2 separate regions of the Homo sapiens genome follow, and region 2 is linked to region 1. Evidence: read pairs that join two places in POLR2A ChIA-PET (ENCODE). Cell type or tissue: PC-3. All regions are shown on one strand. Each heading gives the region's core, and the rest is flanking DNA. Links, peaks and the distances in the headings are about the cores only.

Evidence for each region. ChIA-PET counts read pairs that join two places held together with the same protein. Peaks named below come from ENCODE experiments on the same cell type or tissue, not always from the same donor. Only the 100,000 strongest peaks of a DNase experiment are listed, where the experiment ranks them.
Region 2: POLR2A ChIA-PET joins it to region 1 with 9 read pairs; 3 of 35 experiments call an interaction of 5 or more read pairs at or near these places.

The regions. Positions count from the first base shown.
Region 1 is chr9:6,839,864-6,845,238 of GRCh38, reverse strand. The region is part of intron 4 of KDM4C (lysine demethylase 4C); the gene reads right to left. Among named protein-coding and RNA genes, the nearest start is that of KDM4C, 85 kb to the right of the region's middle. In PC-3, for the core only: no CTCF peak of the experiment used is centred there; no DNase peak of the experiment used is centred there; H3K27ac peaks cover 1,560 bases.
Region 2 is chr9:7,147,791-7,153,165 of GRCh38, reverse strand. All of the region lies in intron 19 of KDM4C (lysine demethylase 4C), which reads right to left. Among named protein-coding and RNA genes, the nearest start is that of KDM4C, 390 kb to the right of the region's middle. RefSeq lists enhancers at 4,466-4,965, 4,966-5,375. In PC-3, for the core only: no CTCF peak of the experiment used is centred there; no DNase peak of the experiment used is centred there.

The DNA.
Region 1 (5,375 bases), core at 322-5,321:
CTGTCTCAATCAGTCAATCAATCAATGCATTCCTAAATCTTCAATGTCTCAACTAGGCCATCCTGGACTCTCTCCACAGTAACTGCACTCAGTCTCTGCAAAACTGAAGGGAACAACACAGCAACATGCCATGTTAGAAACCTTGAGAAATAATGAGCCATTTCCACCTACAGAAAGAAATAATGTGAAAATCATAGTAGCTCAATTTTTCCCAAAATATTTCCAATGCAACATTAGAAATATGGGTCCTAGGCTGGGCGCAGTGGCACACGCCTGTAATCCCAGCACTTTGGGAGGCCGAGGCAGGCGGATCACCTGAGGTCAGGAGTTCAAGACCAGGCTGACCAACATGGTGAAACCCCATCTCTACTAAAAATACAAAAATTAGCCGGGTGTGGTGGCACACACCTGTAATCCCAGCTATTCAGGAGGCTGAGGTAGGAGAATCACTTGAACCCGGGAGGCAGAGGTTGTGGTGAGCAGAGATCATGCCACTGCACTTCAGCCTGGGCAACAAAGCGAGACTCCATCTCAAAAAAAAAGAAATATCAGTCCTATCAGATGCCAAGGTCGAAAAACTTTGTCCTCTTTAACTCTAGCTCTTAAGACAGTCACAGTGCTGACAGGCACCCCCAAAAGCACTCATAAGGAAACCTGTGTAACTTCGTTTAACTCTGCATTTCCCAAAAATCATTTGACCACGGAAGCTTGTTTGTATAACACATTTACATCATGTAAAACAGTGCTGTGTGGGACAACATATTAAAGGAAGCCTTATGATAGGCGGTTCCCTAAACACTGTAGTGCAAATGTTTAAGTCAGTAAAACAAAAAATTACTGTGACCACATCAGAGATGCACTTCAGAACCCGGGGTGTGTGAAGGGGTGGCTAGAGAATGGTCACATTTATTGTCAAAATACACATATTTAATTTGATTATGTCACTAAAAATAAAATAGTGTAAATTAGAAAAACTTAAAACAAAAGATATTTGTAAATGAAGATAGTCCAAAGGATTAAAACTAGGAAAAGAGAAGACTCAATCCAACGTTATAAAACTATAAAATGTACTGAAAAACAGAGAAAAAGCTTTTTTAAAAGTACGTAAAAATGATGGTTTATGCCTGTAATACCAGCACTTTAGGAGGCTGAGGCAGGATGAACACTTGAGCCCAGGAGTTTGAGACGATCCTGGGCAATAAAGAGAGAGACCTCATCTCTACCAAAAATTTTAAAAAATAGCCGGGTATGGTGACACATGCCACAGGTCCCAGCTACTCAGGAGGCGGCTGAGGAGGGAGTTGAGGTTGCAGTGAGTCATGATTGTGCCACTGCACTCCAGCCTAGGCAACAGAGTGAGATGTCTCAAAAAGAAAAAGATGGCATGTCCATCAAATATTACAAAAAAGATTTTTTTAGACAAAAAATAGATTATTAGTAAACTTTTGAAAACTGTGTCACTGCTGCACTCACCCAGCAAACAGTAAAATGGAATGAAGAATTTCAATCTGAAAGAGTAACCGAGTATCAGAATAGCACCATGCTGCACTGGAATCAAAAGTTCTCCAACCAAATGCTGGCTCCACCACTCACCAATTATAGGATCTGATGGTTTCTCAATCGCCTTTCATGGCAGAGCTACGCCCAGGGTTCAGTGCTGCAAATTGGGCCACAAGAAGACTGTGGCTACCTTGAAAGGACCACAGGAAAAGTCCAGTCTTTCACTGAAACTGTTTTCAAGAAAATACATTATTCCTAGCAGAAGTGGAGAAAGCCCTAAGGCTTCCCAATAGTACATAAATCCACACATGCCTACCTTATAGGACAGTTGTAAAGAAAGGATTACAAAACACAAGTGAAAATATTTTGAAAAATTGCTTAAATTTTTCATTTTCAAAGATGGGGAGAGGGTTCAGACCACAGCTTTTTAGAGGGGCACCTCGACGGATTCACAGCCCATTCCACTTCAAAGAGGGCTGTCAGCATCCTGTTCCAAACAGCATGGCAGCAGGCCGGGCACAGTGGCTCATGCCTGTAATCCCAGCACTTTGGGAGGCAGAGATGGGAGGATCACCTGAGGTCAGGAGTTCAAGGCCAGCCTGGCCAATATGGTGAAACCCCATCTCTATAAAAATATAAAAATTAGCCAGGCATGGTGGCACATGCCTATAATCCCAGCTACTCGGGAGGCTGAGGCACGAGAATCACTTGAACCCTGGCGGTGGAAGTTACAGTAAGCCAAGACTGCACCACTATACTCCAGCCCGGGCAACAGAGCGAGACTCTGTCTCAGAAAAAAGAAAACAAAAAACAAAGAGTACAAGAACACAGCAGGAAGTGGAGAGCTGAGTAATAAAGCAGGACTTACAAACTCAGGTGCCCAAAGAGCCAGGCAGGTAACAGCAATTAGTGAAGGCAGCCAGGTATATGTCAAAAAACGTGGGTATTGGGGGTGATGTGTATTTGGAGACAACCTACTATCCTGTCTAAAGGAGACAGCCATTACTCAGTCACTGGGAATGCTGCCAGATTTTCTGATTTTTTTTAAGCCACAAATCCCAATTTTATGTGACATTAACCAACTTTTAAAAACATGTGGATCAGTCCTGGTGCAGTAGCTCACGTCCGTAATCCCAGCACTTTGGGAGCCCAAGGCAGACGGATCACCTGGGGTCAGTTCTAGACTACCCTGGTCAACATGGTGAAACTCCATCTCTACTAAAAATACAAAAAAAAATTAGCCAGGCGTGGTGGTGTGGGCCTGTAATCCCAGCTACTCAAGAGACTGAGACAAGAGAATCACGTGAACCCAGGAGGCGGAGGTTGCAGTGAGCCGAGGTTGCAGTGAGCCATGATCGCATGCCACTGCATTCCAGCCTAGGTGACAGAGCAAGACTCCGTCTCAAAAAAAAAAAAAAAAAAAAAAGAAATGTGGATAAAAGAAAATAAATCTGTGGCCAAATCTGCAAAAAATGTAGCAGGCATTAAAGAGTCCATACTTATTACAGTAATTTTAAAAGAATAAAGGAAGGAGGAGTTTTGGAGACAGGCTATAAATATGAAGTTAGTGGTTGTGAGCTTACTGCTTTAAAATGAATCATATATTTGTCCAACACTAAATAGCTCTATCAGTTACTCCATAAATGTGTCCAGTAACTGGAGTGAGACTATACAAGTGGTAGGAACCTAACAGGAATCCACTCTATGAGCATGTTTTATCTCTCTGTTCCATGATCAATATGCAAATGGCCAAAGAAAAACAAAGTAAAATGGCAAAACACAAAGCCTGAGCAATTAAGAAAACTGATAACCAGCTCCAGGATAAGTAGGATCTAGCACAGCCCTGAACAAAACTGTGTAACTTCTTAAGAGAAGTCTCTGTGAGGCAGCAGAATGGCAGGGAAGGTCTGCTAGAACTTAGCCATTTGCCAGGCACAGGTGATGATTCTGTGAACTGCACCAAAGACGGCCTGATCATGCATTCTGCTTTGTCCACCAAGTGGAATAGCTATAGTCACTTGCCCACAAACCTGAGAAACTGCTACAATATCAACACGGAGACTGTGGAAGCAGCCCTGGATGATTACTGAAACACTTCCAACTGAACACACAAAACGTGAAGATGTTCTTCACTCTGGCATATTTTAGGGGCTGCTTTCTCATTTGTTGTACATAAAAGCAGAGTTGGCTACAGAAAAATTGATAAACTGATACACACGATTATTACTAATCATATTTTTATGGTACTTTCCATATAATAGAAGAGGAAAAGTCTATATGAACCTTGTTCCCCAAAATTAGGTCAAAACCACTAACCTGTCACTCTCTCGCTAAGTCTTTCCATATCTTCACAGTTATCACTCTATATTCCATCCTCAACAACATCCTTCCCATTTCCTGCTGTCACCCTCAGCACCTTCAATATTATCCTCATGTGGCTGATTTCCAAACAAAGCTATGAGCCCCCATCTTTCTCCTGAGTTTCAGTGCCACAGAGCCAACTCCAAACTGGGCCAATAATGACCAATAAAAATTTTTGAAATTCAAGAATTCACAGGGGGAACTACCACTTCATTAGAAAATCCAATTATTAAAAAAAGATCTGCCACCTAGATTCTGTAAGAATCTGAGAAAATACTGAAAGAACCTGTTAAAGATTCTCAAGTTTCCAGGTCTACCCCGTAACTTAACGAAGTCATCAAAAAGAATATACAGATGGGCAGGACTACAGTCTTTCTTCCACCACAAAAATGCCATCACCAAGTTACATTTAGATGTGCTCTTGGTCTTTCCAAGGGCTGACATAGCTAGCACCCATTTAAATTGCCTCTCTCAAAGCTTGCTAACTGTAGAGCTGGGGACATGTCTTCTACCTAACAACATGGCATGCACCACCATCTCACATAGAATTGGAAAGAAACAAGAGGTGGGATAACCCCCATGCTAGGAAAACAAAAGCAAAACATCATTTCATTTTACAGATGAAAGGAAGGTGCCCAGTCAGTAACTTACAGGACTCCTTATTTGAAAATTAGAACAGAGGGCTGGATGCGGTGGCTCATGCCTGTAATCCCAATGCTTTGGGAGGCCGAAGTGGGGGCGGATCACAAGGTCAGAAGTTTGAGACCAGCCTGGCCAATATGGTGAAACCCCGCCTCTACTAAAAATACAAAAATTAGCCAGGCGTGGTGGCAGACGCCTGTAGTCCCAGCTACTCGGGAGGCTGAGGCAGGAGAATCACTGGAACCTGGGAGGCAGAGGTTACAGTGAGCCAAGATCCCACCACTGCACTCCAGCCTGGGCGACAGAGTGAGACTCTGTCTCAAAAAAAAGACAAAAAAAAGAAAAAGAGAAAATTAGAACAAAGGCCAGGTTCAGTGGCTCGTGCCTGTAATCCTAGCATTTCAGGAGGCCAAGGCAGGCAGATAGCTTGAGCCCAGGAGTTCAAGACTAGCCAGGACAACATAGCAAAACCCCATTTCTATAAAATACACAATAATTAGCTGGGCATGGTGGCACCCGCCTGTAGCCCTAGCTACTCAGGAGGCTGAGGTAGAAAGAGCACCTTAGCCTGGGAGGTCAAGGCTGCAGTGAGCCATGATTGTGGCACTGCACTCCAGCCTGGGTGACAGAGTGAGACCTGTCTCCAAAAAAAAAGAGGAAATTATAACAGAACAGTTAGTCTCCTCAACAGCAAATGTATCATCTGTCCAGTATATCATAGCTCTTTGTAAACAATCCCCTCATAAATACTGGAATTGGTCTCATTTTTATATTTCAGCATTGTGACATGGTGTTTCTCATTAACCCATTAATGTGAAGCTTTTTATTTTTTTGAGATGGAGTCTCACTCTGTCACCCAGGCTGCAGTGCAG
Region 2 (5,375 bases), core at 138-5,137, 310 kb before region 1:
AGGAGTTCAAGACCAGCCTGGGCAACATAGCAAGACCCCATCTCTATAAAACAAAAAAGAAGAAAAAGTATTTTTATGAGTAATTCTGAGCTTCTATATATTCATTAGGGAGAAACTGTAAAATTTCTTAAAGATAGGAAAAAATTTTAAAACCTCATATTTCTATCACAAGTGATCACTGTCACCACATTTGGAGTTTTTTCCCTGTACTTCTAATTTTTAAAACTAATTTAAAGAATTTTTCTCTGTGCTCTTTTCTTTAAGAATTAGGACATCCTATACATGCACAATCTTTCCCCTGCAGCCGGTCCAGCCTTTATTTTCTTTCATGTTAGAATACAGCTGATCTGTCTCTAAAGCTATTTGTCAAGAGCTTGGAACTGAGTTCATGCCATGTTCCTTCGCCTCCTTCCACAGCATTTTGGGGTGGAGGCCCTTTCTTTTTTATTGGGGTAAAATACCCATAACACTAAATTTACCATTTTAACCACATTCAATTGTAAATTTCAGTGACATTAAGTTCAAAGTGTTGTGACTTCATCACCACTCTCCATCTTCAGAACTTTATCTTCCCAAACAGAAACTCTGCACTCATTAAACACTAACTCCTCATTCTCTCTCTCATCAGCCCCTGGCAATCACCATTCTCCTTTCTGTCTCTGAGAATTTGACTATTCTAGGTACCTCATGTAAGCGAAATCCTACAATATTTCTTTCGTGGACATATATAATTTTGTACCTTGCTATTTGCCACCTACGATTACATCATGAGCATTTTGTTAGCTATTAATTATCTTTTAAAAACTCTGTTTTACTTGCCAAATATATGCAACAGTATAGATGAACCACAACTAATTTAGCCACTCCTTTATTAAATATTTAGGTCACTGCAATTTTCCCCTATCATACATAATGCTATTGTATATTTGTTATCATAAATCTTTGTCTGAATTACTGACTCTATTCTTAGACTCCTAGAATAAGAGTTACTTGGTAAAAAGGCATATAAACTATTTATAAACTTAGTTTCATCAGCTTTGAAAAATTCAACATCAGACTCATTTCTCTAGTGCAGTAAATAAATCTAATGTTAACCACCAGAGAAATTTCTGATTCAGCTGGTCCAAGCCAAATGCCTTTCCAGGCAATCTCATGCTCAGCAGGGTGGGAACTGCTGTTCTAGGAGGTTATCTCGCAGCCTAAACTATACATTCTGTGTATAACGAAAGAACCAATTCTGTGCCCCTTCTTCTGACTGCGTCTTTTTCAGAGTGAGAGCTTTCTAACATGCTTAGAAGAAAATGTGGAATGCTTCCACACTGAGGTATCTGTATCTAAGCGTGTTCTGTGCTGGTTCTAGACCCCTGTAATTTCAGGCTCTGGGTTAATCGATTCAAGCCAAGCTGCTTCTATACTGACACTAATCATTCTGGGAAACTCCAAGTCTATCCAAGTCTACTGTCCACTTTCCCTTTTTAATAGTTTTGACACAGGGTCTCACTCCTGTCGCCCAGGCCGGAGTGACTGCAGTGGCACTATCACAGCTCACTGCAGCCTTGGCTTCCCGGGCTCAGGTGATTCTCCCACCTCAGCCTCCCAAATAGCTGAGAATACAGGTGCGTGCCACCATGCTTGGCTAATTTTTTTTTAAAAGTAGAGATGAGGTCTTGCTATGTTGCCCAGCAACATAGCTGGGCACAACCACTTCCGCCTCCCGAAGTGCTGGGATTACAGGTGTGAGCCAGCACGCCTGGCCTTGTTTGTTTCTAAAGGACACATACACACCCTTTCTGAACTCCAAGATGCTGTGGTTGTCCCTTAAGCTGAAATGAAGCCCATCTTGCTTACTCAAACAGCCAATTTTTTTTTTTCCACCAGTCACACTTGGCCAATGTCCTCATACACAGCTATACCTATTTTCTAAAAGATAGGTCTGTTATTTTCACAAAAATAAAAGCACTAAAACTTATTTGGTGAATTCCTGAAGGCCATCTAGTTTTTTGTGGTTGTTGCTTTTTATAGAGACAAGGTCTCACTATGTTGGCAAGGCTGGTCTTGAACTCCTGCCCTCAAAAGGTCCTCCTGCTTCAGCCTCCCAAAGTGCTGGGATTACAGGTGTGAGCCACAGTGCCTGGTCCGCTGCTTTGTTAGTACGTACTTTCCCTCCAATGATGAGCCCAAAGTGGACACGATGCTTGGTTAAGGTACTGAGGTCCCAGAGACGGAGGTTGTTTTATTATTCTGGAAGTTATTATAGCATTAAGCCTCAGAGGTATATTTTCCAAAGCAGCCACATCTTTATGATATTAGAAATAGGTGAGATTCTGGCATGCAAAAACCTTAAAAGGCCTAGAAAGTACAAAGGCAGCTGTTTTTGGAAATTATTTTTCTGGTTCCTTTGAAGTGAGGAAGCATAACAAACGCCAATAACTAGAAACAGGGTTGACACTGCGGGGTTGACCACACCCAAAAGGGCCTGCAGGGGAGGGACCAGGAAGGCAATGTGGGCACAAGAGCAGCAGTTCTAACCCACTGGTAAGAGATTCTCTGCATTCCTGCCTTCTCCTTCCCTCTGAGTGTGTCCTCTGGGCCAGGGACTGAGCTCAGCACTGAGAAAACAGAGACAAAAAAGACCCAGCCCTCTCGGAGACATTTCTCTCCAAGGATTCAGATCCAGCTGGGGACTCAAATACACACATGAATATCTGCAATACAAGGCACTGTGTGTGACTGTAGGTAGTTAGGCAAAGAGGTGGGAACTCTGTGTCTGTGACCCGCCCTCCCAGGACATCAACTGTGTTCAGGACTTTCCTCTTAAGATTAACCAAAGTTCCTCATGCCACTTCCTCCACGTTAAGCCACCCTGCACACAAACTGAGCTAATTATAGACACCTCTCTCAGGACAAGTTGTGGTGAGAGCAATAATACAGGCCTTAAAGAAAGAGGTGAAAGGGAGAAGCCAGAGGGCGGCTCCTGCGGCACTCTGTGGGGACCACTGTTTGGGGCTCCGGCATTGTCAACCTGATTTCGTTTGGGCTCGCATAGCTGGTCAGTCTATCCCACTGACCGTGTTGAGTGGTGTAGCCAAACAGGAGACAGAGTTGTAGCCCTGACCCCTTCCTCTCCCTTTCTACAGTATTCTGGAATGATCCCACTCGTGATCTCAGGGCTGTGCCCCACCATACCAGGAGCCAAAATAGGAAATCTTCCAAGTTCAACTCCTGAAAGCTCCAAATATAAAAACTACTTAAATAAGGAATTTATACGTGTAAAGCTTTCTGACACTTCCTCTTAGATCCTTCTTTCAGTAACCTCTTCTTTATTTAAAGGTATGGAAGATGTAGGGTGAAAAAATGTTTCTAGAAATCTTGTGCTTAGGGACTCTCTGACCAATGAGCTGACCAAAAATTACTGGCTGCCACCATCGACCATAATCACCACTGCCACCACAGCCACAAACACTACCTGCATTTGTTTACTATGTGCTGGGCACCACACTAACTGCTTTATGCATTACGTTTCAATAATCCCAACACAAATTCCAGTATTCATTACTACTGGTGGCGGCGGCCTGTCTGAAGCAGCCACTGTGAGGATGCCAGCTGCAGCGAGGGAGGCATGGCCAAGGCTGCACATGGGGGCTGGGAACAGGTGATCCCAGTGGGAGCCCCGTGCCCTACTGAGCTGGCAGGGCGGGAGCCCATGCTCCCAGGTGCAGCTGCAGCTGCCCAGCCGTGGCTCTGGACCCGGGCATCCCTGTGCTCTCAGGGTCCCAGGAAGGCCCCTGCCCCGGCAGGCTCGGAAGTGCCTGCTTCCACTCCCTGGCTTCTCCCCGCTCCTGGTATGCACTCTGCAGTGGAACAAAGTTGCCATCGTGTCTTGATAGCTGAGCCCAGGCACTGTAGCGACCCAGCCGGGCGTGTGCATGCTCAGGATGGCACTAACACACCAGACCCCAGACTGTCTCAGCACCTCCAGAAACTAGTTCTGAGGCTGACATTTTGGGTGCTGAGGAGCACGGGAGTGAGGCCAAGGGGCCTGAGGGCGGCTCGGCATGGGCATGCAAGTGCCCCTTGGTGCAGAAAACCTGGGTGCCATAAGTGGCAGTTGATGACGGCAAAAGGCAGACAGGTTATTAGGAGGGATGGGAGGGATCCCTGGTGAAACCCCACCTTCAAGCCAGGGATGGCCTGAAGCCTGGGGCTGGGCTGCCAATTCCGGGTGAAGTCTGCAACAGGGAGTGAGAACTTCCTTGATGAAGTTTTAGCCAATCAAGTGGTGCTTTTTCCAGGCCCATCCATGGACCAATCAGCAAGCACTTCCTCCATTCTGACCCCATAAAAACCCCAGACTCAGCTGGACTCAGACACTCCTTGGGACTACCTGCCTGTGGATAGGAGCTACCCACTTCAGGTCTCCTCTCCACTAAGAGGTGTTCGGTCATCCAATAAAGCCTTTCTCTGTCTTGCTCACCCTCCAATTGTCCACATAATCTCATTCTTCCTGGACGCAGGACAAGAACTTGGGACCTGCCAAATGGTGGGAGTGAAATGGGTTGTAACACGTTCCTGGCTGCCTCACCAAGCTGTAGGCAGTGATACACTCCCAGACAGTGGCAGTGAAGAGTGCCAACCCTTCTGGGTGCCCAGACCTTGGAATTCCCTGAGCCAGAGCTGCCGTAACACTACAGCCCTCCTGTTCTCCACTGCTACTGGGCAGCTGCCCCACACAACGGGAAAGAGCTGTGGGGCCAGGCCAGCCCATGAGCTGCAAGCTGAAGTGGGGTGGTGGTACTGAAAGAGCTGTAACACAAATGGGCTGAAACATGGCCCCCCGGCTCACCGCACTGTGGGCAAGGAGGAGAGAAAAGCTGCAGCTCTTCTGGGAGCCCAGACCTTCAGGTTCCCCAAGCCAGGGCTGTAACACACTGTAACATCCTCTCTGGGGCTCTGCACTTCCTGGCGTCTCCAAGCTTTTGGGCGCCACCATGTTCCCCTTGTCCGGATGCTGATATCCACAGCAGAAGCTGCTTGTCGTATATCTGGTCCAGCCACAGCCTCACATGGAGCCGGCACCTGGAGCTGCCCACCCCACCACAACAGCTGGCATGCCTTGCTGTGTGCAGTGGCCTGGCCCTGTGCTCACACACAACCTCGCCGCTCCAAGCCTGGCTTGCCCTTGGCAGGCACGGGATCCGGGCCAGTAGCATGAGCCGAGCACAGCCTGCTGGGCTGAGTGGACGGAACGAGCCTAGCGGGCATGAGCAAAACTCAAGCAGAGGCGCCACCAGCCACAGAGGTTTCCAGCTGGCAAAGCAACACCCTAAGGCTCCTGTGACATTACTATCTCCAATTTACAGATAAGGTAACTGGTG